3 separate regions of the Mus musculus genome follow, and all the other regions are linked to region 2. Evidence: chromatin loops called from intact Hi-C (ENCODE). Cell type or tissue: left cerebral cortex. All regions are shown on one strand.

Region 1 (8,000 bases), 110 kb before region 2:
CCAGAAGAGGGCATCAGATCTCATTAAGGATGGTTGTGAGCCACCATGTGGTTGCTGGGATTTGAACTCAGGACCTCCGGAAGAGCAGTTCAATGCTCTTAACCACTGAGCCATCTCTCTAGCCCATCATGCTATTCAGTCTCTTTGACTGAATTCCTTTCTCACACCTGCCTGTTTACTCAAGCTTAGTTGAGGTCTTTAATAAACAAGGCTTTAAAAACTATTTCTGTGCAAAAGAGCATTTGGAACCTGATACTAGGCAATACCTGCAGGGCAACCAGGGCAGTAAGAAGAGGAAGGGAGGCACCAAGGAAGTATGTGTTGTCAAGGCAACAGCCTCTCCATCAACCATGCTGGGAAATGCCAGGGTGGAGCAAGCTCAGACTCATTCCAGCCAAGGTGTGGGAGAAAAGAGGTGTCTATTCCAGGTCCTGTCCACCATTGGCTGAGGGCCACTTCCAGAAGAGGGCATGTTAGTTTTTTTGATACATCAGAAAGGTACACAGTTGGTAAACAGAACCCTGGAGATGAATGAGGGGAAAAAAATTCAATTAAAGAAATAACGTTGGCTTCCTGTTGGAGTTGGAGTCACTGTGAACCAGAGTGGTTCTAGGCAAGGATTCATGAGCAAGGGATCTATACAATTGAATTAATGGCTTCATGGTTGTCTCACACGCCTCTGAGGATAGTTAATGACCCCATTATGGTCCTTCCTCTTTCCTTAAGTGCTGACCCATATGTTATGGAGCCTGGTGCTGGCTTCTCTCTAATGGTTTTGTCCTTTATTGCTTTCAGAGGCTTTTGTCATTTGCCTGGAGCCCGGGGAGAGGATGAGACAGAGTGTGGCACTCTACTCTCAAGGCTGCCTTGGGGACAATGGTTGTCCCTCAGCTGCCAGGCACAGTCTCATTTCCTATTTCTCCCATCTTCCTCTGAGATTTGCCCCTAGGGTCTGGAGTCAAGAGCTGCTGCTCACTGCTTCCTTGCAGAGAGGAGAACAGAAGGGATTAACAAGTTGAGACTTCTCAAAACATCTGAAACAACTGTCTTCTTGGTAACCTCAAGCCCTTCCTACCCCTCAGATGTGCTGGGGGATTTGGGAAACTCCAGGGACTCCCCTGGTTCCCCTCCTGTACATAGTCTAAGCCCCAAACTTCTCCATGTTTCTGTGTGTATCTCCTTCAGGAATCTCTTTCTCTCTGGTGATATTCCTGTCTGTTTTCCAGACTTGTGTGTGAGTCTATTGTTTTGTTTTGTTTTTAAAGATGTATTTATTTATTTATTATGTGAGTATACTGTAGCTATCTTCAGACACTCCAGAAGAGGGCATCAGATCTCATTACGGATGGTTGTGAGCCACCATGTGGTTGCTGGGATTTGAACTCAGGATCTTCAAAAGAGCAATCAGTGCTCCTAACCGCTGAGCCATCTCTCCAGCCCGAGTCTATTGTTTTAAAGCATCTCTTTTCTGTCCTTGTTACAAACTAGAGACAGGAGTAGCAATAAAAACATGTGCTTGTCTGATCATCTTTAGCCACATTCCAAGACAGATACATACTTTTTAAAGTATGGACCAGTGCTATAAATGTGGGTGTCAGCCCAGCATGGCGATCACAGCAGAAATCCCAGCATGAGGGAGACCAAAGCAGAAGGAACAAGAGCTGAAAGCCAGCTCAGGTTACAGAGACCTCAAACAACAACAACAACAAAAAGGAAACAAGATTAGGTTGTCTTCGGACTTGTGCTTCCTTTGAGCAATGTTGCTGAGATGAACGAAACATCAGCCGAGGCCACAGCCATTCCTGCCGAAGGCCAGATCTGTGTGTTTTCCTGTGAAGCTTCACAAATCACACCAGATGTTCCAGGAATTAGGATCAGAGTCTCAGTTCCAAGGAGGGTCCAGCAAGAGGGTCAAATAACACCCAGCAAGTGGGTCAAATAACACAGCGCTTAGGATACATTGTTTACTTTTTTTTTTTTTTTTTTTTTTTGGAGACGGATCTCTTGTCACCCAAGCTGATGGATAACGTTAAACTTCTCATCTCGCTTTCATCTCCCAAATGCTAGAGTTACAGGTGTGCATAAGGACCAAACCCAGGGCTGTACATGCTAGGTAAGCATGCTGCCCTCTGAGCCAAATCCCTGGCCTGTTTATGTAATGTCCTATGTATTATATGGAACATGCTAACACTCAAAAAGTATTTGCCTGAAATTCAAAGTTAGCTGAGAATCCTGTACTTTATCTGGCTGCCACATTGAGAACTGAGACGCAGGCAGGGCGTGTGTGCCCAGGACTAACCAGCCCCTTCTCCGAGGCCTTTGTTCTGATGATTCTTAGTTTTTTGTTTTGCAAAGGTCTCCAGCAGGGCCATGAGTGATGGTGGGTGTGTGCATGCAGAAGAAGCACAGTAAATATTTACAGATTGATAGTAAGAGCCAGGGGTGCTCAGCGCCCTGCCTCACATAGGTCAGAGTCCACAGAGGGTGGAAGAAGAGGCGTGAACCACACACTTCATGCCTCCTGGGTTTCATGGCTGGGGCAGGAAAGGCTCTAGGGTGAAGTCAGACCTGACCTCGGAGAAGGAACAGCTGAAGCTTCTAGAATGTGGTCAGACCTGAGCGGCAAGGTAGGGAGCAAAAGCAGGGAGCTGAGGACTCCCTGAGGTGCAGGAGACTAAAGGGAGTGTCAGGGGAGGGATGAGCTGGGAACCAGAGGGTTGGCAGAGCCAGTCAGGCCTGGAGGATGTGGTCAGAGAGTGTCACCCTGTGGGAGACAGGACAGCAGAAGGGCTGAGCACAGGCTCAGATTCCTGCATTCTGATGCAGGCTTTTCCTCCGTGGGGCAGGGAGCCTAGCACTCCGGCTCATTAAATCAGTCTATGTATGTGACATTTCTTTTATAAGCTCCGCTTTCCCTAGACAGCCCTCTGAGGCTCTGGTACCCACATCATTTTGTTTCAATGAGGCAGAAGCCCAGTGTGATCATAGCTGCCACCTCCTGGTGATGCTCATCAAAGACACCTTGTGGATGCTACCCAAGCCTACCTTTTGCTAGCATGGAGGTGGTGGTGATGGTGATGATGGTGGTGGTGATGATGCTTGTCACACACATAGTGACCATGCACTGGTCCAGAAATAAGCTACCCCTAGTCTCATTTGTTCACACAGTAAAAGGCTAAGGAAGGGCTGGCTAGGGAGAAATGTGGGCAGACCCCTGGAGAGCAGGGATGCTACAGAAACCTAGAAGGGGCTAGTCACAAAGGACACAGCCAAACATGCTCTAAGAGAGCAATGAGTCTCAGAATCCAGGGAGAATCTCATGAGGAAAGAAGTCGGAACTGCCCGGTGCAACGGCCACCATGCTGGGGCTGCTCATTCGGAGTCCCAGCATCATCGTCACATCACTGCCTCACCAGAGGAAGTCCTGCTGGCCTTGATAGCTTCAACCCCTACTAAAAACGTGGGTTCGGTTTAATTTTATGTTTTAAGGAGATGACCAGAGGAAAGAGAATACGGTGGTTGGTCCAGGTCCCGTTGGTAGGACAGGGGAACTTGGGGCGGGGGGTGGGGGGATGGGGCATACACATGAGTGAGATTACTGCAAGAAATGGGTTTATGTGTTTATCAGGGCAGACTGGGTAAATTCAAAATCTGCAGGGTGGGGAATGAAAGAGCTGGAAAGAGTGAGCACGCGCTAGTGCTGCTGTTCACAGCAGAATTCCTGCTGCTTCCAAGAGTCTCAGCTATTCTTAGATGACTCTTCCACTGAAGAACTGAGACCCACCCAGGTACTAGGTGTCTTAAAGTAAAAGAGCCATAAGCCAAGAACAATGCCTGCTGGTACCCCCAGAGTAACAGAGACAATGCCTAAAGCCTGGGCGTGTGGAGACTGCAGCCTAGCCGACTTCATGCCTAACACAGACCCCTGGAGTGGCGTAGGCCAACACCGTGTTGGGAGGAGCCTGGGGTACCACAGAAGTTCTGGGTTTGGGTGGGGCCTAGACGAGCTGCCAACCGTTTGGATCTGCTCTGCTGGCCTTGCAATGCTGTTCCATCTTGGTGAACTCGCTATGCCTCAGTTTTGCGGACTGAGAAATGGAGATAGTTACAGTGCTGTCTGTGGGACGGCTATGATGGGAATCAAAGGGACAAGAACGTGAAAGGGGCTTGAAACTAGACAACAAAAGCTCGTTGTACGACTTTGCTACCCCGAGCTCCTCACTAGGAAAGCGGTCCTGGGCTTGCGCGCGCCCCCTAGAGGAAAAGAAGAAGCAAGAAGGCATGAAGGCGTTCCTCTTTGGGAACCCTAGTCGCTTTGCTGTACGGCTTTGCAGAGCAGGCAGAAGGTTTCTTTTCTCCATCAGTTAAGGGATACTTGTGATGTATCACCACGGTCTCAAAACAGAGGTGGAGGCAGGCCACTACTCTTGCATCAGCAGGCAGGAACCAGCAGAGAGCCGCCTCCAGGGGGCGCGATGGAGCTTCTGCTGCGGTCGCGGGCCGGAGGCGCGGCTCGCCCCAGCGGGCTTCTGGGCGTTCTTGGAAAACCCTTGGAAAACACTGGACTTCCTGCCACGAAATGGGTGGGGACCGCAAGCATTTGCAATCCCGGGTAACACTGCGCCTGTAACTCCATTAGCACTGCCAGATTGGGGGACACCCATCACGTGGCCTGTCTGCTTTACGGGCCAGCCTGGATTTCTTGGAGCCAAGCTGGTTTCTCTTAGGTCCCTGGATGACCCAGGCTTACGTTTTTGATCTATTTGAATGTGTCTGTTGCCTTTTCCCTGCTGTAACCCAGGAGCGTTCCTTTAACTCAGCAGACCACACAGTGATGCAGGACAGACAGGGGGTCTTTCAGAGTCTGTAGGCGGTGGGAGCATGCAGGTCGTTGTTAGATGCTTCAGTGGCTGACCTTTGGCACAGCAGGCTAAAGGAAGGAAGAGGCTGAAGCAAAGGAGCTTTGGTTAAGACTCCCCAGCCAGGCGCCTGAACCAAAGCTGGTACCCTTGGACTCAGCCCTGCGTGGGCGCAGATGAGGCCGCTCTCATCCTGGACTCTTAAAAGCAATGGGAACCTCGCACACACAAATCCTCCAGAGGTCTCTTCCTAGCTAGAAAAGAAGCAGGCCAGGATCAGGAATGGAACCGGAGTCCTGGAAGCAAGCAGGAATGAAACCAGGTCTCCAATCCTGTTTCTACGAGTGCCTTCGTGACCTTGAATAATGCCAGTTCCATGACCCTCAGTCTCTCCTCGTTACAAGATGGGCTTGCTCTTGCAGAGGACCTGAGTTCAGCTCCCAGCACCCATGTGAGGCCTCACAACCATGTTTAACTCCAGTTCCAGGGAATTCAACATCTTCTTCCAGCCTCCACAGGCAACGTGCACACGTATATGTGATGTGCTGATATACAGGAAGACAAATATTCATACACATAAAAATATAAAAATATTGAAGGAAACCAAACCTTCAGGGTTTGGGTCATGGCTCAGTTACTAGAAAGCTTGCCTATCACGTGCTCAACCCAGGGTTCTGTCCCCAGCACCAAAATAAACCAGGGATGGTAGTGTACACCTGTAATTCCAGAGCTCTCGAGGCTGAGGCCAAAGGATCAGAAATTTGAGGCCAAAAATAAATAAATAAGTAGGAATAATTTGTGATCAGCTTTACTTAATTGTAGGTTTGAAGCCAGCCTGGGCTACTGAGAGCCTCGTCAAAAAACCACCTCACCCACCTTCCTCCATCAGTGGTTCAGCTACCTTCTTTTTTTTTTTTTTTTTTTTTTTTTTTTTTTTTTTTTTAAAGATTTGTTTATTATATGTAAGTACACTGTAGCTGTCTTCAGACATTCCAGAAGAGGGCACCAGATCTCGTTACAGATGGTTGTGAGCCACCATGTGGTTGCTGGGAATTGAACTCAGGACCTTCGGAAGAGCAGTCAGTGCTCTTAACCGCTGAGCCATCTCTCCAGCTCCCTCAGCTACCTTCTGAAACTACAGGTGAACCCCACTATTTGCATTTCTTCCAGAATCAGGGCCAAGGAGAATCACCTCTGTTTTCCTCAAGTCCCTGCTCCTTACTCTGGGGAACTAAGGTGACAGTCACCTGAGTCCAAGGAAAACAATTCCTTAGGAAAAGGAGATGGGTGGGAATTTCTAGCGTGGAACTAGCCTGCAACAACCAGCCAAGAAATGTTTGCTGGATGAATGAATTCACGGTCAGTTGGTTTGTATACAGATAAAACTTCGAGCTCTAGGCCCTACAGAGCTGGTTGCTCAAGGCCTTCAGAAACCTCTCATATTTCTTCATTGTGACAAAGGGCTTAGAACGTGGCCTGTGGGGCCGAGTTCGAACTCTTGTTTTGACACTGCTAGATGCTGAATCCTGGGCAAATGATTTAACCTCTCCTGGCCTCAGTGTTTTTGTCTGTAAAATGGAGACAATGGGGCCTGCTTCCTAAGTTCCTAGAAAGGTCAGGAGAGAATATGTGAAATCCACTAAGGGCCATGGACAGGAAGAGCTCAGGACATGCTAGCTGCTGTATCCATGCTGTCCAGGATTGTACCATACACAGACACTATCCTGGAAGAGAACCACTCAGGTCTCAAACATTTGCCCATCTGCTCAGCAAACAAACATGGTGTGTCTCCTGTGGGCTAGGTCCCCTTATAGCTGTGGGGGATACAGACTTCAACCATCTCTGCTCTCAAAGAGTTTGTGTATACATGGCTGGAGGGAAGAATGAAGGCAGACAGAGGATGCTCTGTAATACAGAGCATCTTGGTGGTCAGGGTTTACAGCGCAGGAAGGGGGTGGCAGAGATGCAGGAAGCAATGGTATCTGTGGGCTCCGGGGAGGTCTCCCAGATAAGGATGCTTCTGGGCAAAGATCCAAAAACGAGTGGGCAGGTAAACAGTGTAGATGAGGGAGGGGGCAGGGAGCTGCCTACAAGGAGGGGACAGCCTGTGTGAAGGCCCTGAGGTGGCAGAGAGTAGAATGGTCAAGGGTCAACAAGGTTGGAAAGGCTGATAGGGAGAAGGTGGTAGAGAAGGTGGGGGCGTGGCAGAGGATGATGAGAGGTGCTTAGCTTAAGCGACTAGGAGGAGGGAGGGGTTTGGGTTTTGTTTTATTTTGTTTGTTTTGTCTGTTGTTGGTAGTGGGCTTTTTTTCTTTTTTTTTTTTTTTTTTGGTTGGTTGGTTGGTTTGGGATTTGGGTTTTTTGTTTTGTTCTGTTTGTTTGTTTTGTTGCGGTGGTTGTTGTTTAATACAGAAGGCTTTAAAAACCTCCCAGGTCACTGTAAACAGTCTTCCATTTCACCAGAACTCAACAAGTGGCGGCTTCTTTCTCGCTTACATTTGTCTTAACTCTTTATATATGTGTCTTACCTGCACGTATCTGTGTGCCGTGTTCTTGGTACCTCTGAAAACCAGAAGAAGGTGTCAGAGCCCTTGACACTTGGGTTTCGTCAGATAGTTGTGAGTTGCTTTGTAGGTGCTGGGAATAGAACCCGGGTCCTTTGCCAAAGCAGTCAGTGTTCTTAACCACTGAGCCATCTCTCTAGCCTCCCGTGGTAAGGTTTATTTATTTATTAATGTCTATGTATTTATATGTATGTTTATGGGTGTTTTGCCTGCATGTTTGTCTGTGTATCACACACATGCCTTATGCCCAAGGAGACCAGAAGAGGATTTTGGATCCCCTGAGACTAGAATCACGGGCAAGTGTGAGCACCATATGGGCCACTGGGTCACTGGATATTGAACCTGAGACATGAAGAAGCAGCCAGTGTTCTTAACTGCTGAGCCATCTCTCCAGACCCCCAAGCGGTAGTTTCTTAAAGACGAATTGCAATGTGGAATATGGATTCAATGACATTTTTCTTAGTGTACTACATGGTCCATTTATTTTACATTTTTGAATTGAAGTTGTTTTTTATTTTAAGATTTATTTATTTATTATATGCAAGTACACTGTAGCTGTCTTCAGACACTCCAGAAG
Region 2 (8,000 bases):
CTCAGTTCATCATCAACTCAGTACGCCAGCATTCCACTGCTTCTGCAGCCCAGTCACCCTGTTGTAACTGATAGGACACAGTTATGTTAAATCCCATGAGGAGAAGCAGGAAGAAGCCTGTCTACTAGTAAAGGTTTAATTTTTTCTTTTTGGTGGTGGTTTGCTTTTGAGACAGGGTCTTCTTCCTATGTGGCTCTGGCTGCCCTGGAACTCTCTTTGTGGAGCAGGCTGGCCTAGAACTCACAGAGATCTGCCTGTCCCTACCTCTCAAATGCTGAGATTAAAGAAAGGTGTGCATCACCATACCTTCCAAAGTATTTTTGTTGCTGTTGTTTTAAGATTTATTTCATATCTACGAATGTTTTGCCTGCATTGTATGTGTGCCTGGTACCAGTGGAGGCCAGAAATGTTCTCTAATCTCCTACACTGGAGTTACAGATGGTTGTGCACTCCCATGTGGGTGCTGGGAATCAAATCAAGTCCTCTGCCAGAGCAGCCAGTGCTCTTGAGAGCACTGTATAGAAGTCCCTTCTTGTATAGAAGGGACTTAGGAATGGTAGCCCAGTTAGAAGAGGTCTTAGATCTTTATGAAAGCCTCAAGGACTTGTTAAGATTATTGATTTGGAGTTGGCTCTCAGAGGAAACCTTGAAACACAGGAATCCTAAGACTGGTCCTTTGCCACCTCTGAGTATTACAACTTTATACATTTACTATTATTAAGGGGATTATATTAATCTGTTGTTCAAGTTGGGACATTTCTGAGAGTGGGAAGGTTTGTTGACAATTATGTTGATACAGCCTGGACTAACTGGGTGGCATTGGATAAAGGCTCATTTAGCTGAGATTAAATGATACACTCTAATAGGCCACCGAGGATGGTTGAAGTAGGAAAGTAATTTTAAACTTTTGTTTTAAATTGCATACAGATCTACTAGTAGGAATGCTACCAGGTTGTTTCATAAACTAGCTTCACAAAATGTCCATTGTCTGTTAATTTTTGTTTATCTTTTGAGATAGCTTTCCTGTATGTTCCAAATTCACTTCCAATTTTGTATCTTTCTGCCTCAGCCTACTAAGTGCTGGGGTCACAGGTATGTCGCCAGACTTGGCAGTGTGTGTGCTCTAAGACATTAATGGTATTCCTAGTAGCCCCATAGAGGTCTGTTCTTGTTCTCTCTCAGTAGTTCTTTGCATTTGTTTTGCCTGCATCTAATCCGACTGAGCAAAGATTTCTCATGTCTTAAATGTTCTCAAAACATTCAAATGTGAACTGTTTGCAAGGAAACTCTAACCTTGATTTCATCAGTTTCTATAGTAGCTAGTTCTACTGTAAGAACTTAAGCTTGTGTGGCTAGGTTGCACATAGCCCTGGGCTGTGAGAAGGGCTTGGGGGAGAAATGCACACGTGTGACTGGGTTTATCTGGCAGAAGGGCTGGACGTGTGGCCAGCAAGTGATCTGAGGAAAGCACACTGCCAGGAACTGTAGCTGAAATGGCTTTGGTGTCCTGTCCTGAGTCACCTCAGGGCCAGCAGAGGCACATAGGTGAACAGAGTAGCCTGTCTGACATGCTCAGTTCCGTGGGATATTTGTAAACTAGGTGTGGTAGGCTAATGCTGCAGTGCCTTCTCGCGGTCCTTTAGAGTTTTAATTCAGACACATCTCAGTGTCTCACACTCCCGCTGTTTGTGAATGAGGTGTTACAGTGAGCATTGGAGCCGAGAACAGACTGGCTTAGGGTTAGGTGTTGAAGTCTCTGTAGAAATAGGATTATCAGTAAATTACAAAACCAAATGTTTGTAGAGTGTGTTGTGGCTTAGGTTTACAGCTTTGGGTCTTACTTGACCCAAAAGAGTGGCTCACCCAAATCAGGCTTGTCCCTATTTTATAAAAAGAAGACCAAAGTGCTCATGTCCTAAAGTTCTGTTTTTGTCAGGTTTTCTTCTTGTCTTGCTTTAAAGGGCTGGTGGCCTATAGTTTACTTCTTTATTTTAAAATTAGAGAAAATTATTGTTATATCATCAGGCTCTTGATTTGATTGAAGAATGACTTTTTCTGTTTTTAAAGTTCCTTTGAGTGTGTGTGTGGGTATGTTTTAGTGATTCACAGAAATGAGTGAAATTTTCAGAGCTGATAAACATCAGTTGTATGTACAAGGTGGTTGACAACTGAGGGTAGGCAGAGTGATGCGCTTTATTCACCAGCCGGAAAGTTTTTTAGATTTCTCTATTTGTTTATTTATTTTTAGTGTTTTCCCTATATGTATAAATGAGCATTATGTGTGTCTGATACCTTTGAGGTCAGAAGAAGGGATAGGGTCCCCTGGAACTGGAGTTATAGATGGTTGTGAGTCCCCGTGTGGGTGCTGGGAACTCAGCCTAGAACCTCTGTAAGAGCAGCTAGTGCTCTTAATCACCCAGCTACCTCTCTAGCCCCCGAGATCAGGTTTTGCCATGAACTTTTTGGAACTTTTGTTATTTTGACTGGGAAGTAAGGACAAAAGCAAACACATCTCTTGTAGTCATTTGTGCGTGTGCAGACAAAGCTGGCTGCTCTGTGTCTGGGTGGAGGATGGGGGAAGGGTTCAGTTACACAGCTTAGTGCCTCCAGGCTTAAAAATGGACACACAGCTCAGTGTAAAGGGTGCCTTTCAGTTTCTAAGACAGCGTGTGCATATATACACACACAATACTTTCTCTCTCTCTCTCTCTCTCTCTCTCTCTCTCTCTCTCTCTCGATTAGTTTTGCCCACAGCACTGCTATGTTTTAAGTATTGTACATTTTTCCATTTTATTCTATTCTATTAAAGAATTGTTGGTTGTGGTCAACAATTGATTGGTGGAAATTATTTCCTGGACTTGCTAATGGATTATAATCTGTGATTCTGGGAAAACATTATTCCAACCATTGTTGTCCTTTAAAATTCAATCTTAGGACTGGGAATGTCAAGGCTGCTTAGCATTCATGAGGCTTGGGTTTATACCTCATCATAAATACAAACAAAAGCATATGAGGATGCTCATGGCTTTAAGCATTCACTGCCCCACCTGTGCATTCAGTCCCCAGCTCTCCCTGACCCCAGCTAGAGGCTACATTAAAATGATGGGTTCCTAAGTTAAATATTTCTTCTGTTTCTTACAGTTCCCCACCCCCCTTCCCCACCCCTAAGTGTGGTGGCATCCTTGCACCCTCTAGTGGAGCAAGGGAGGTACATGCAGCAGTTTTCAGCTAAGTTAGTTGCTCTGCCTTGGCTTTTGCCCCTAGGTCTCTCTGTCTTCAGGTGTTCACAAGTTGGGTTTTCTGTTGCTACCATCATGGATCTGTAGAATTTGCATTCTGCTGTTTCCTATTTATTCATTGTACATATCCTCTGGCTTTCTGCTGCTGAAGATAGGAATTACATTTTATAAGCATACCTTCTTCCATCTAATAAATTCATTATTTCTTAAGTCACTACTTATCATTGCTTTATAGGTTGTATGATGCATCATTAACACTGCAAATATTTTTATAGTCAAGTGGTAAAGTAATATGACTACATTTCCTTTCTTATATACTATTTCTTCCATGAGCTAATATCTACCTATCTATCTATCTACACACATACACACACGTAGAATATGAATCTACTTAAATGCACATGTGACAATTGTTTTTTTTTAAAGCTTTATTGAAGTATAGTTTCCACACTATGAAGTTTATCCAATATACTGTTCCATTCAGTGACTTTGTAAATTATGGAGGAATGGCCCCATCACCATCCTCCAGTTTTAGGACATCTCTGTTACTCCCAACATTTGCTCAACTTCTCTTTTAGTTGTTGACTAAAAGACAAATACTGTGCTAGGCTTTCTGACTGAAACTTTCTTCTGGCTCTTTCCTGTTGCTGCACTTGTGTGATGCACCTAATCTATTGTCTGTGACTCTTACCTGCTTTAATCAACAATGTTTTAGTTTTTACATTTTTGAGCCACTAGAGTTGTATTGCAGCAAGTTCTCTATAATTAGCATTTGTGCTGACACACAGCTCTGGCCTCACTGGAGTCTCACTATGCTGCTTAGCATGTCTCTGCTGAGCACTCCCGTGCCGCCCCAACCTCTTCTCCTCTCCCTCATGTCAGGTTCTCTGTATTCCAGCTTTACTGCAGGGCCGGGTAAGGAAATGGGTTTCAGTTCCAGGGCCTTCCCTCCGGGAACCTCCATGCTTGCATTCAGCCCATCCTGAAGGCTCACAGTAGTTGCTGCCTCCACCATGAAGTCTTGCCTATAGGTTTGTGTAGGAATAGATTCTTGGTGTCTGCTGTCTTCCAAAGGATGTGCTTTCCACTTCTGTTCATACTTTATCACTGCCATTAAAAGATGGTTAGAAGCCTATGACCCAAACAGTCCTGTGATAAGAACCTGATACATTTGAACAGAGAGGGGAACCGAACAGCTTTGGTCGGACTGCCAGATTTCATCGCCTCTGCCTTGCCAGAACTTTATGAAAAATTAATACTCAAGAAGCAAGATATCTGATCTTCTGTGAGAGAGTACCTCTTACAAGTTTAATGACTTTGGTCAAGTGGGTATTAAATGTAAATCTGTCATTTTATCTAGCCTTTGAAGGCTCTTAAAATACCCAATAAATGACTTTATTGGATTACTAGATCGTCCCCTCTGTGTTTCCTATTAGGACTGCCCCTTGTTCCTCATTGTACCCGCAGCCAGTGTTTTCGAAAGCTTCCTGGCATCATGTGGGTCATAGATTGCCTAAGGATTTTGTAATTCTGTTGTTTTATGATTGCCCCCCATCCCCAGTAGTTTTAGCAGGTGTGCTCTGACCTCAAGAAAGCAGGTAGCCAGTGAAGGATGGTGTAATGAAGGCACTAACACATGGAGAGCACAATGGTGCCAGGGCCTGTAGGAGACAATAAGTAATATAGGTAAAGAAATAAGGCACAGGGAGGTTAAATCAGGCTCTGGAGTTCTGCGTCTCTGAGTTAGAGAATCTGAATTCTAAATCTAAATGTGCTAGCTTTCAAACTTTAGGAATTTTCAACTAGTCAGATTTTGTATTTCATTACTTTCATTTTGATTAAAGAAACAATTTAAAGAAACCTTTTGAGCTGAAGAGTTGTCTCAGTGGTTGAAAGTACACACTGATTTTCCAGCGCACTGGAATTTGCTTCCCAGTCCCACTGTACCTCTGTATATCAAATAGGTGTTTACAGCTTCCTCTAACTATCCAGAACGTCAATCTGGCTTCTATAGGCCTCTGCACCCAATGTGAGCATAAACGGTTTTGTGTGTGTGTGTGTGTGTGTGTGTGTGTGTGTGTGTGTGTGCGCGCGCGCGCTAATATACACACAACAAACACAAATTAGAAACAAAACAAATCTAAAAAGAATTTTGTTTTACATTGGATTTTTCTATAGTCATTAACTTCCCCTTCACTGAGAGATTATATCTTGCCCTGTTTCTCCCTATTATCTTCATATTGGTTCTCTTTGATCTCAGTGAGACCCCCAAGAAATCTGTATGCAAGGGGACAGAATTTTAATCTTCACTGGCACATGAGGGAATTAAGATTCTCAGTGTTGTGCGAGTTTGATAAGAAGCTGTAAGATGTGTCATACCCGGTTCTGTTTGGTGAGATGTACTGGACTCCAGACTTACAGGCTTGACACTTTGTAAAATAATTCCTCTTCAGATGCAATAAGAAAGCAATCAAGTATGATTTGGTGAGTCTTACAGTTTATTGCCACACAGAGAATTTCTTTGGAGGCTTAAAGGGCAGCAAACGAAAGTGGATGAAATGCTACAGACTATACTCAGTAGACAGGTATGTTAACCTCACAGTCAGGGGATGAGAACAGAAGCCTAGATAAAGTTCTTGGGAGATGGCAGCTTGCTTGCCACTATGTCAGAGATCTTTGCAGCCCAGGAGTCCCAGATGTTAGAGGATTGTACTGTGTGGTCAGGCAAAGCTTTATAGCTTCAAGGTAACATGGTATTCCTTGTGGCAGCTCTTGGAGGCCAGAGAGAGAGTGTAGCCCTGCAATGGCCTAAATGCTCTGTTAATGAAACTCTTGAGTTTGCATTATTAAATTCTAGTAGTTAAGATTAGTAACTTATATGTGGATATTGTTTAAAAGTTTTTGGTACCATTGCTAAAGGGTGGGATCTAAATGTCATGCTCTAGAAGGGAGGGGAATGGAAGCCATGTAAGTGTCCGAAGTAATTTTATAGCTCACAGCATAACATGAGTTACAGGGACAGAATTTGTACAGGTAGGTAAGTGATGAGCAGTTCTGGTGGAAATACGGGGGAGCTAGGGCCTGCCTCTTGGTTTCTTTCACTTGGGAGGCCCTGAAGCTGAACAGTTGAACAGTTTGAAAACCACTGGAGAATGATTGTAGGGCGTGGTGTCAGATCGAAATTCCAGTTTGGGCCTGGTATTTTACCTCTCTGAGGTTTTGTTCCTTATTGTACAAAGGAATGCTGAAAAATATTAACTGCAAGCGCACTAGGAACTTCCACAGTGCCTCTGGAGACAGGACGGGTCAGGCATGCTCAGTATGCTGAGGTGCTGGGCAAGCGACTGCAGAGGTAGAGGCCTCACATGGATAGTGAACTTCCTATGAAAATGAAGGCCCCCAAAACAACATCTCAGTGGCTGTTTATGTCAAGTATTAGGCTAGGTAAGTGGGCTCTGTGGGCCATCCACTCTGTTAATTCTGAGGGAAGGAGACAGAAACAGAAAATTCAGCTCTGATAACATTTCATTGGTGGGCCGAGAAATTAAAATTTTTAATAAAAGTTTCACCTGCTTTATACACACACACATGTATGTATGTATGTATGTATGTATGTATGTATGTATGTATGTATGTATGTGAGTATGCTATCACTGTCTTCAGACACACTAGAAAAGAGCATTGGGTCCCATTACAGATGGTTGTGAGCCACCATGTGGGTGATGGGAATTATCTCAGGACCTCTAGAAGAGCAGTCAGTGCTCTTAACCACTGAGCCATCTCCTCAGCCCCATTTCACAGCTTTTGATTTTTGTTTTCATATCTTAAAAAGAATACAAGACTGGGGTAGGGGAGCTGGCTCAGCTGACAAAATACTTGGTGCACAAGCCCAGGGACCCTAGTTTGATCTCCCACAGACATGGAAAAGCTGGACAGGGTAGACTTTCTTCGGTCTCACCGCCAGGGAGCAGAGACAGGGAGATCTCTGGGCTTTGCTGGACAGCCCGCCTAACTTAATTGGCAAACCCTAGGTCCCAGTGAGACACTGTCTTAAAAAGCAAGGTAGCCCTTGGGTCTCTATACATATAGATATTCATATGTACACAAGAACACCTGGGAAAGGGGAAGGGAGGGAAGAGGAAGGAGAGAGAGACAAAGACAGAGCGATGACAAGCTGATATGGCCCATAGACCATAGCTAACTGACCCCTAATTTAGATATTTCTTTTTAAAAACCCATGCAGCTTAGCTTTTGGGCCTGTGAGAAATAATTAAACAGATTGCTATCAGTGAAAGATCATTGTTAAGAAAAGCTTAGTCATGATGTTAGAAAAAGTCAGCCCCACCACTGTGAGATAGCTACACGTTTGCTAGTTCTTCTTATCCCCATTTATAGAGGCGGTTAAGATGTGGTTGTCTTATCAAAGACATCAGGCTGCATGAAAGAAGTGTTCTGCTTAGGTCTTGAATTCCAGCACTCGGGAAAGCAGAGGCAGGTGTGTGTGTGTGTGTGTGTGTGTGTGTGTGTGAGTTCTCCGAGTTCTAGCCAGACAGAGCCATATAGTGAGACCCTCTCTAACAAAAGGGGGATGTTCTAAATAACAAAAAGACCTTGAATCTTGGGTTTGTTGCTGATTCTCATGGCTCATATTTGTCATTTGACATTGGGGCCCATTAGTTTTCTCAAATGAAGAACTGGAGAAGGTAGACATGAAGACAATTTGTAGCTCTTGCTTTTAGCTAGAATAGTGCTGGTACAGTT
Region 3 (8,000 bases), 81 kb before region 2:
TCCATGAGATCCAGCTGTCAGATATTTTCTCAATTAGTGATCTGGGGGGGGGGGGGGAAACCCAGTCCATTGTGGGTGGGGCCATCCCTGGGCTCCTGGGCTCTATAAGAAAGCAAGCTGAGAAATTCAGAAGAAGCAAGCCAGTAAGCAGCATCCCTCCATGGTCTCTGCATCAGCTCCTGCCTCCAAGTTCTGCCCTGTGTGAGTTCCTGTCCTGACTTCCTTTGGTGATCAACAGCAATGTGGAAGTGTAAGCTGGATAAACCCTATCCTTCTACAACTTGCTTCTTGGTCCTGATGTTTTGTGTAGGAATTAAAACCCTGACTAAGACAAACAGTGAAAATGGCAGGTTTTGATTTTGATCTTTGATAAAGGACATTTATTTGGTGACTTACAAAGTGAATAAAGTCATGATGACTGAGCCAGTGAGATGCCTTAGCGGGTAAAGGTGCTGGCTGTGAAATCTTGGTGACCTGAACTTGATCCCGGGAACCCATAGTGGAAGAAGAGAACCAACTCCTGAATGTCGTCTCCGGACCAACATATGTGTGCTGTGGCGTGTAGATGCCTACATTCACAAGCCTACCTACACACAGGCCTGTGGGTGCGCACACACAAATACAGAAATTAAAAAAAAAAAAAAAAAGCTGGGTGGTGGTGCCACACACCTTTAATCCCAGCACTTGGGAGGCAGAGGCAGGTGGATTTCTGAGTTCAAGGCCAGCCTGGTCTACAAAGTGAGTTCCAGGACAGCCAGGGCTACACAGAGAAACCCTGTCTGGAAAAACCAAAAAAAGAAAAAGAAAGAAAAAAACCAAACAAACCTCATGATGGCAATAATGTTAATAACTGACACCTGCTTAGACAGGCCATCTTGCTCCTGTTGGTCAGTCTTTCTGTCTCTAGGACAAAGCACCTCAGGAATCGATGTAAGAGAGGAAGGGTTTGTGATTTCAAGTCAAAGTCACTCCGTGGCTCCAGAGTCTGAGTGAGGAGGCTAGGCATGAACACCACCACAGCAAGGATTATGTGGTGGGGCAAACTCACCTCCAGGTAGACTGGAAGTGGCAGATGGAGGAAGAGGCTGGGGACTAGAGAGACACTTTCAGACCAAGCCCCTAGCAGCCCGCTTCCTCCCATCTGTCCTCACCTTCCAGGTTTTTTTTTTTTTTTTTTTTTTTTTTACCATCCTCCAATCATGAATCAGTCAGTGCACTAATGTGACTGGGCTCAGCAATTAAGTTCTCAGGATCCAAACACTTGCCCTAAGTCTGTCAGCTGTTACCGTATGAGCCTCTGGGGGACTTTTTCGATTCAAGTCATAACATGATCAAAGTTCTTAATGTTGATAACTCACTTGATCTTCATAATAATTATTTTAAAAATAGTATTATTATGCTAATTTTAGGTGTCAGAGCTAAGCTGAGGGACAAGAGCCGTTAATTAACTCCCTCCCATAAGGTGTCAAGGCTTGTAAATGGCTAAGCTATTGCAACCTACAAACATACAAATACTCAGTAGGAAAACCCAGCTCCAAGGCAAGTTGTGCAGTCTTTTCCAACTAGCCTGCAAGCCCTTCTATTCCCTCTCTTAACCACCAGTGGTCCGGCATTACATGGGCAGGAGTGGTCAAGCCTCCCTGGGACTCGTCTGGCTCTGAAGCAGAGATCTTCATCCCTCTGTCCATTTTTAGGTGCTTAACTCAAGTTCAAAGGTCAAGTCACAGACTGGTTGCAAGTAACCTTAGACATCACCTGACCTGGGGTTTCTCAATCTCTGAACTATTGGCATTCTGGTTTGGACAAGTCTCTCTTGCAGGGATTGTTCTCTGCACTGTAGAGTTCTGAATAACATTCAAAGCTTCTATTCAGTAAATGCCAGTATAGTCTCCATTTGTGAAGAACAAAATTTACCATATGACAAATACGGAAGTGGGAGATGCTGAAAGGGTCTGAAACTTTTTCTTGGCTGGGAACCACTGATCCAAAGGATTATTTCAGATACTGCAGTTGGGATCCAAAGAGAAAAACTCACTTGTTTAAAGTAGCAAGCAAGGGTAAGGCTAGAAGCTAGGTTATTGCACAATATCCCTTTCCATGTCACAGTATGGAACCCTGAGAGGCAGAAGCAGTTTCTATTTACAATCAGGTGGAGAAAACCTACCGGACAGACCTAACTGCACAAAGCTGATAAGCTAGGAAGGGCTATTCAGGCAGCAAGGAGTAAAACCAAGAGATTGCCATCTTGACTGGCCACATATTTCTGCTTCAGGACTTGAACAAATTCAGGTCCATCCATTGGATTAAAACCATGTTTTCTACTGTCAGGCTCAAAATGGTTCCGTAAATGCCCTATGTAAACGTAAAGCTCTTAAAAAAACACCAGGCGTTATTTATTACTATTATTAGAGACAGTTTTTCTGTGTAGGGCTATCCTGGAACTCACTATGCAGATAGACCAGGTTGGCTTCGAACTCAGAGATACTCCTGTCTTTGCTTCCTACTTCCTAGGACTAAAGGTGTGCACCACCGCCATGCCTGGCAACATCAGAAATATTGACATCATTAGAGATGCAATTATTCGCTTCATAGCACCATTTCTCAGAAAAGTTTATATGGGAGCCATCACTCCTGGACTTCCCAGGTCTTGGGCTGGAGAGGAAGGAGGCAAAGGGACCTTCCTCTCGCAGAGCGCCCCTCTGCTTCCCTAAATCCCAGGAAGCCAGATGAGAGAGATCAGGTCATCACTTCTCACTAGTGCAACTAGTCCAAGTTGCTCCCCCGAACTCCTGCCCTTCAAGCTCCGCCCCCCGGCCACCGCCTTAAAAGAGGCGGCCCCTTCTCTCTCCATGCTTCCCAGAGCATCCCCGAGCTTCCCGAGCTTTTCCGAGTCCTTCCCGGCCTCCCGCGGGCGGCCCGCGCGGAGGCGACGGAGATTGCCGAGGGGCGTAGCCACGCCCCCTCACTACAGCCTCCTCTCGCGCGGGCGGCCCGAGTCCCACACATCCAGGTTCCTCCCTCCTTCTCTCCTTTCTCTCTCCCCGCCTTCCCGGCGCTGCCACAGTGGCGGGACGGAGGATCCCGACCAGTCAGCTCGCTGCGGCCTCGCGCTCCTCCTCCTCCCAAATAAACAGCCCTCCCCAAGCTGGGAGCCCAGGCCGTCCCCTTCCCCGCACGGCTGGCGAGTGGTGAGGGAGCGCGGGACTGAAGGACCAAGGGACCGAGGGATCGGCGCACGCGCGTGCGAGTGAGAGAGCGAGCGAGCGGCCGGCGCGAAGCCGGAGCAGAAGCCGGAGCCGGGGCCGAAGCCGAAGCCGGAGCCATAACCTGAGTCGGAGCGGTAGTGAAGCCGAAGCCGAAGCCGGGCTCCGGACCGACGCGCACGCACACACGCACGCGGGGGGCGGGGCCGGCGCGCGCCCGCCTGTCGCGACTGTCGGCACCGAGGCCCAGGGGGAGGTGGCCTGTCGCGGGTCGCCCGGCTCCCGGTGGCGAAGGGGGCGCGGGCGGATGGCGGAAGGCGGCCAGGCGCAGCAGCAGCCGCCTCAGCTCGGGCCCGGCGCTGCCGCCCGGGGCATGAAGCGGGAGTCGGAGGTGGAGTTGCCGGTGCCCGGAGCGGGGGCAGACGGACCCGAGCCCGGCCTGAGCAAGCGGCCACGCACAGAGGAGGCGGCCGACGGCGGGATGCAGGTGACCGCGCGGGACGGGCGCCCGGTTACGGAGGGCCGCGGCGGGCTCGGGCCTCCGGGCGCCGGGTGGGCCTGGCTGGAGAGTGGGCTTGGGGCCGGGTGCAGGGGCTGGAGGGGCCCCGGAGGCAGCGCGAGGGAGTGGGATTTTTTTTTTTTTCCTTTTGGAGTTGGGATTGAACAGGATCGGGATGCAGTCCATTTCTTAAGCCTGTGCTCAGTTTGTTGAGAAGTTGAGGGTTCTTGGGTCGATTTGTCCAGAGGAGAGCTGTTGGGCCGAGCTGAGAGCGAGGGAAGCTGGTGGTGGGAAAGCTCCGGAGAAGAAGGGCGCCTTTTGGTTTACACTGGGATGAGGAAAGGGGGAACGGCATGTGGAGAACAGACTGAAAAGCCAGCCAACTCCTGGAGAGAGAGCGAGCCCGAAAGGGGATGTGGCTTAGCTTGTGGGTTCAATCAGTTACTCGAGCAGTCTTGAGAAGTCCGCGGAGTTTGGTAGTGTGATGCTCTGTCTCAGTTTTGTGCAGCATGTTATTAAGTCTGGAGAGAGACACCAGGCAGATCCCGCCTGTGCTTTACCCATTGCATCCTACGTTCGTAGGATGCGGAGTAAACTCCTTAGTATCCTGAGGTAGAAAAGAAAATTTATAGGGCTGTTAGGAGACTGGTTTCTGAGTTGTGGCCTCCAGTGTTAGCTTGATTGTTGAGGGTGGGAAATGACAAAGATATTGATACAGGCGGTTAGTACTTAGTTTGAAGAAGGTAATGCATCCTTAAGGGCTTTAGGATTTGCTCTCTGTTTAGAAAATATTGGCTACGAAATGGAGAGGCTCACAGCAGCAACGGGATGCTTTCTAATTCTTTTAGAATCGTAGAATGTTAGAGATGGAAGGGACCAGAAACGCCATCATCTTTTCCACCAGGAGTTCTCAGTCTAATGTACTCGGAAGAGTTATGCAGAATGGCTTAATGTGCATTGAGTCAATACTTTGTATCTTTTTTTTTGGGGGGGGGGAGGGTGTGTTCAAGTTTCAGCGTATTTTAACTGCCTCATTTTTATTGATAGGGAGTTAGAAGTCCAGAGAAAACTAGTGACTTGCCTAAAGCCACCCAGTTAGCTGGTTCTGATTTCTATTTCTGTGCTCTCTCCATTACACCACTCTTGGAAATCTCTGCAGTACTAGGAGACTTTCCGTGCTCTGCCTTGACTTCCTGTGGCAGGGAAGGAGCTGGCATGTATGCTGTGTGCCTCTTGTCTCCTTTGCAGAAGCCACCCTGTTACCTCTGTTGATTTGGGCACAAGGGATTTCCTGGGCGTTTATTTTTGAATCCTTTTGTTTGCTGGCTTTTATTTCCCTTAGAAGAAGTCTGCCAGGCAGAGGGATCATTAGGTCAATCTGAAAGCCATAGAAGAATGGGAAGACTTAGTGGTTTAGCACTGGATGGTAAAGAGGGACCACTGGATAGAGATGCTGGTGAGTGTGTTCACTTGGAGTGTGCACACATCTGGTCTTTTTTCCCCTATGTCAATCTTAGTTAATAGTGTGTTCTCATTGCTTTCCCTTTCTTTTGCCTGGGGCCTATTATTTGCTGACTGCCTTCACATTGGCTAAGGATAGTGATACTTGGAAATGGAATAGCGCGAAGGGACCTTGGGATGTGCAGAGGAAGGACAGAATTAGGTCCTTTGGGTGCAATTGGATAACTTAGAACTATCCCACGGAGAATTATTTTACTCTGTATATTTGTGGATAGTCTTTACATTTCCCTTTGTACATTCTTAGGATTGTACTTTTTGTTGTTGTTGTTTGAGACATGGTCTTATTTGTAGTCCAGGTTGGTCTGAACTCCCTGTAGTAGCTGAGGATTACCTTGAACTCTTGGACTCCTGATCTCCCTGTTTCTACCTTCCCAGTAGAGTTCTGAGATCCATGCCCAGCTCATTACTGTAGGTTTCTCACTCCATGTCACACAGGTATTAATATCATTGACTTAGCCCTCTGTTTTCAAGCCCTAAGTGTATTGTCCTGGAGAAAACCCATATTTGGAGACCTCTGTTTTCTTATTTAGAAAAGTATTTGTATAAAACAATTCTTAGGTTGCTTTCTTAGAAATGTAAGCCAAGTTCCCTTTGTGTGTGACCTGGGCATGGAGACAAATGAATGAAAAGTTAAAACAAAAAACCTGAGGGTGTTTAAAACTTATTTAAGTGACATTTATCAAGCAGCTGTGACAATCTTAGGCTACTGCTTTTTGTTTGTTTGCTTTTGAGACAGAATCTCTCTGTTTAGTTCTGGCTGTCTTAGAGCTTGTTATGCAGACCAGGGTAGCTTTGAACTCTGAGAGCTCTGCTTCTGCTTCTGGTGGTGTTTACACACTGTTTTAACCCTACGGGATATGTAAAGAAACCCTACTTTTATTGGATATTATTCTATGGACAGAGACAAGTCAGCAGTCTTTGGTAGCATGGGAGAAAATTAAGCGGGGAAGGGATAGAGAAGCTTAGAGATGGCTCAGGAAGCTCTCTCTCTGTAGGTGACCTTTGAAGTGAAGATGTGGGTCTTCTAGAGGGGTTAGGGAAGAGGATTCAGGCCATTCAGTGGTTTAGGGAAGAGGAACCAAGAGAGTTGAGGCATTGGGAGACAAGTAGCTTGGTGTGCTGACCTAGAGGCCAAGGTAGCTGGGTCAGAATATGCAGGCATGGGTCTTCTCAGGAGATAACAGCAGCAAGATAGAAGGGCCTGGCGGCTAGACGGAGCTAGCTTATCTTCATATAGGCTTTTTGTGACTTGGTCTTCTTTTCTTTTTTCTTTTTTTTTTTTTTTTCCCTTTGGTTTTTTGAGACAGGGTTTCTGTGTAGTCCTGGCTGTCATGGAACTCACTGTGTAGACCAGGCTGGCCTAGAATGGATTGGTCTTAAAACATGTATTTTTTTCTCATCTCTGAAGACAGCTGGGCTTTTTCTGAAGTCATAGCTTGGTCCTTTAAGACTTCCCTGCCAGGTATTACAAAGAATAAATAAAGGAAATACACTTTCTTCTTTGTGGAAGCTTAGAGTCTAAGGAAGTAGGCACAATAAAGCCTCTAATGACAATAAAAGATGAAGCATAAGTACAAATAAATATACCAGCAGACTGCTGTATAAGGTAAGATGAGTCTTAATTATTACCTAGAACGTTCAGCAAAAGTCTTTACAGCAGTGAAAAGTTGGTATGTGGTGATTTTGTGGCTTAGTAACTGCTTCTGACCATAGTTATCAATCTAGAGTCGCTAAGTGAGTTCAGCAGTGTGAACAAGCATGTACATGTATGTGTGTGTTAGTATGTGTGTAAACATACACACGCTGGAGAGTGAACTTAGAGCCTCATCTGAGCTGCATGAGAGTTGTGTTGTTTCATTTTGTTTTGTTTCCAGTCCTGGAGATTCAAACCCTTGCAAATGCTAGGCAAGCATTCTGCCACTGAGCTATATCCCCAGCCCTATTTTTACTCTGTTCTTTGAGATAGTATCTTACTACTTTGCCTGGGCTGGCCTTGAACTTATACTGTGGCCCAGGCAGCCTGCTGTCTTGTCAGCCTTGTAGATCTTGGCTATCAGATGTAGCTCACTTTTTAGTGACTCTAGTAGTAGGGCGGTCTCAGGGAAGGGATTCTAGGTATCCTGTTGAATTTGGTATCTGTCTTCCTGTTTGCTTATTTTTGGGTTGATTTCCTTCTAGGTAGGTATTTGTACCCTCATTTGGGTTTTTGGTTCTGAAGCTGGGCATTGTGCTACTTTCAGTAAAGTTCCTCAATAATATGCTTTCTGTACAGGTAATTTCATGGGCAGTATCTCACTTAAATGACTTAAACCTGATTTCTAGTTGCCTTAGTTTACTCAGGCTGCCATAGCCAAATGCCACGGACTGGTGGCTAAATAGCAGGCATTTATACCTCACAGCTGTGAAGGTCCAAGATGGTGCCAGAGTGCTTGAGACCTGGTGAGGGTCTGCTTTTTTGCTTGCAGATAATACCCACTGGCTGTCTGCCGAAGTGGCCATTGCAGTAAGGGTGGAGAAAGTGAGAACTATGTAATCGTTCGATCTCAGCGGCCCCACCCTCACAACCTCATCAAATCCTCATACTTTCCAAAGACTCCATCTCCAAATGCTGTCTCATTGGGCGCTACAGTGTCCACTGATTTTTTTGTTTTGTTTTGTTTTTCAGGAGAGGGTTTCTCTGTGTAGCTCTGGCTGTCCTGGAGCCCGTTCTGCCTGCCTGTCTGCCGAATGCTGGGATTAAAGCCGTGCCACCATTGTCTGTCTGCCACATCCACTGA

The links. A loop is a pair of places that touch in the nucleus more often than their neighbours do. Peaks named below come from ENCODE experiments on the same cell type or tissue, not always from the same donor. Only the 100,000 strongest peaks of a DNase experiment are listed, where the experiment ranks them.
Region 1: it touches region 2 in a loop (7-fold over the local background); 17 of 42 quality-filtered maps call a loop at or near these places.
Region 3: it touches region 2 in a loop (2.0-fold over the local background); 4 of 42 quality-filtered maps call a loop at or near these places.

What each region holds. Positions count from the first base shown.
Region 1 is chr15:77,333,102-77,341,101 of GRCm38, reverse strand. No RefSeq gene overlaps it. Among named protein-coding and RNA genes, the nearest start is that of Gm41352, 23 kb to the right of the region's middle. In left cerebral cortex, CTCF peaks have their summits at 1,311 (motif pointing right), 2,999 (motif pointing left), 4,386 and 7,954 (motif pointing right); DNase peaks (open chromatin) are centred at 2,973 and 4,430; H3K4me3 peaks cover 1,013 bases; H3K27ac peaks cover 1,156 bases.
Region 2 is chr15:77,220,640-77,228,639 of GRCm38, reverse strand. All of the region lies in intron 2 of Rbfox2 (RNA binding protein, fox-1 homolog (C. elegans) 2), which reads left to right. Among named protein-coding and RNA genes, the nearest start is that of Rbfox2, 82 kb to the left of the region's middle. In left cerebral cortex, a CTCF peak has its summit at 3,198 (motif pointing left); DNase peaks (open chromatin) are centred at 1,614 and 3,200; H3K27ac peaks cover 520 bases.
Region 3 is chr15:77,302,054-77,310,053 of GRCm38, reverse strand. Rbfox2 (RNA binding protein, fox-1 homolog (C. elegans) 2) reads left to right here and starts at 3,001. Exons shown (of 14, transcript NM_053104.6): 1 at 3,001-3,690. The coding sequence starts at 3,511. In left cerebral cortex, no CTCF peak of the experiment used is centred here; DNase peaks (open chromatin) are centred at 3,037, 3,368 and 4,104; H3K4me3 peaks cover 2,838 bases; H3K27ac peaks cover 1,999 bases.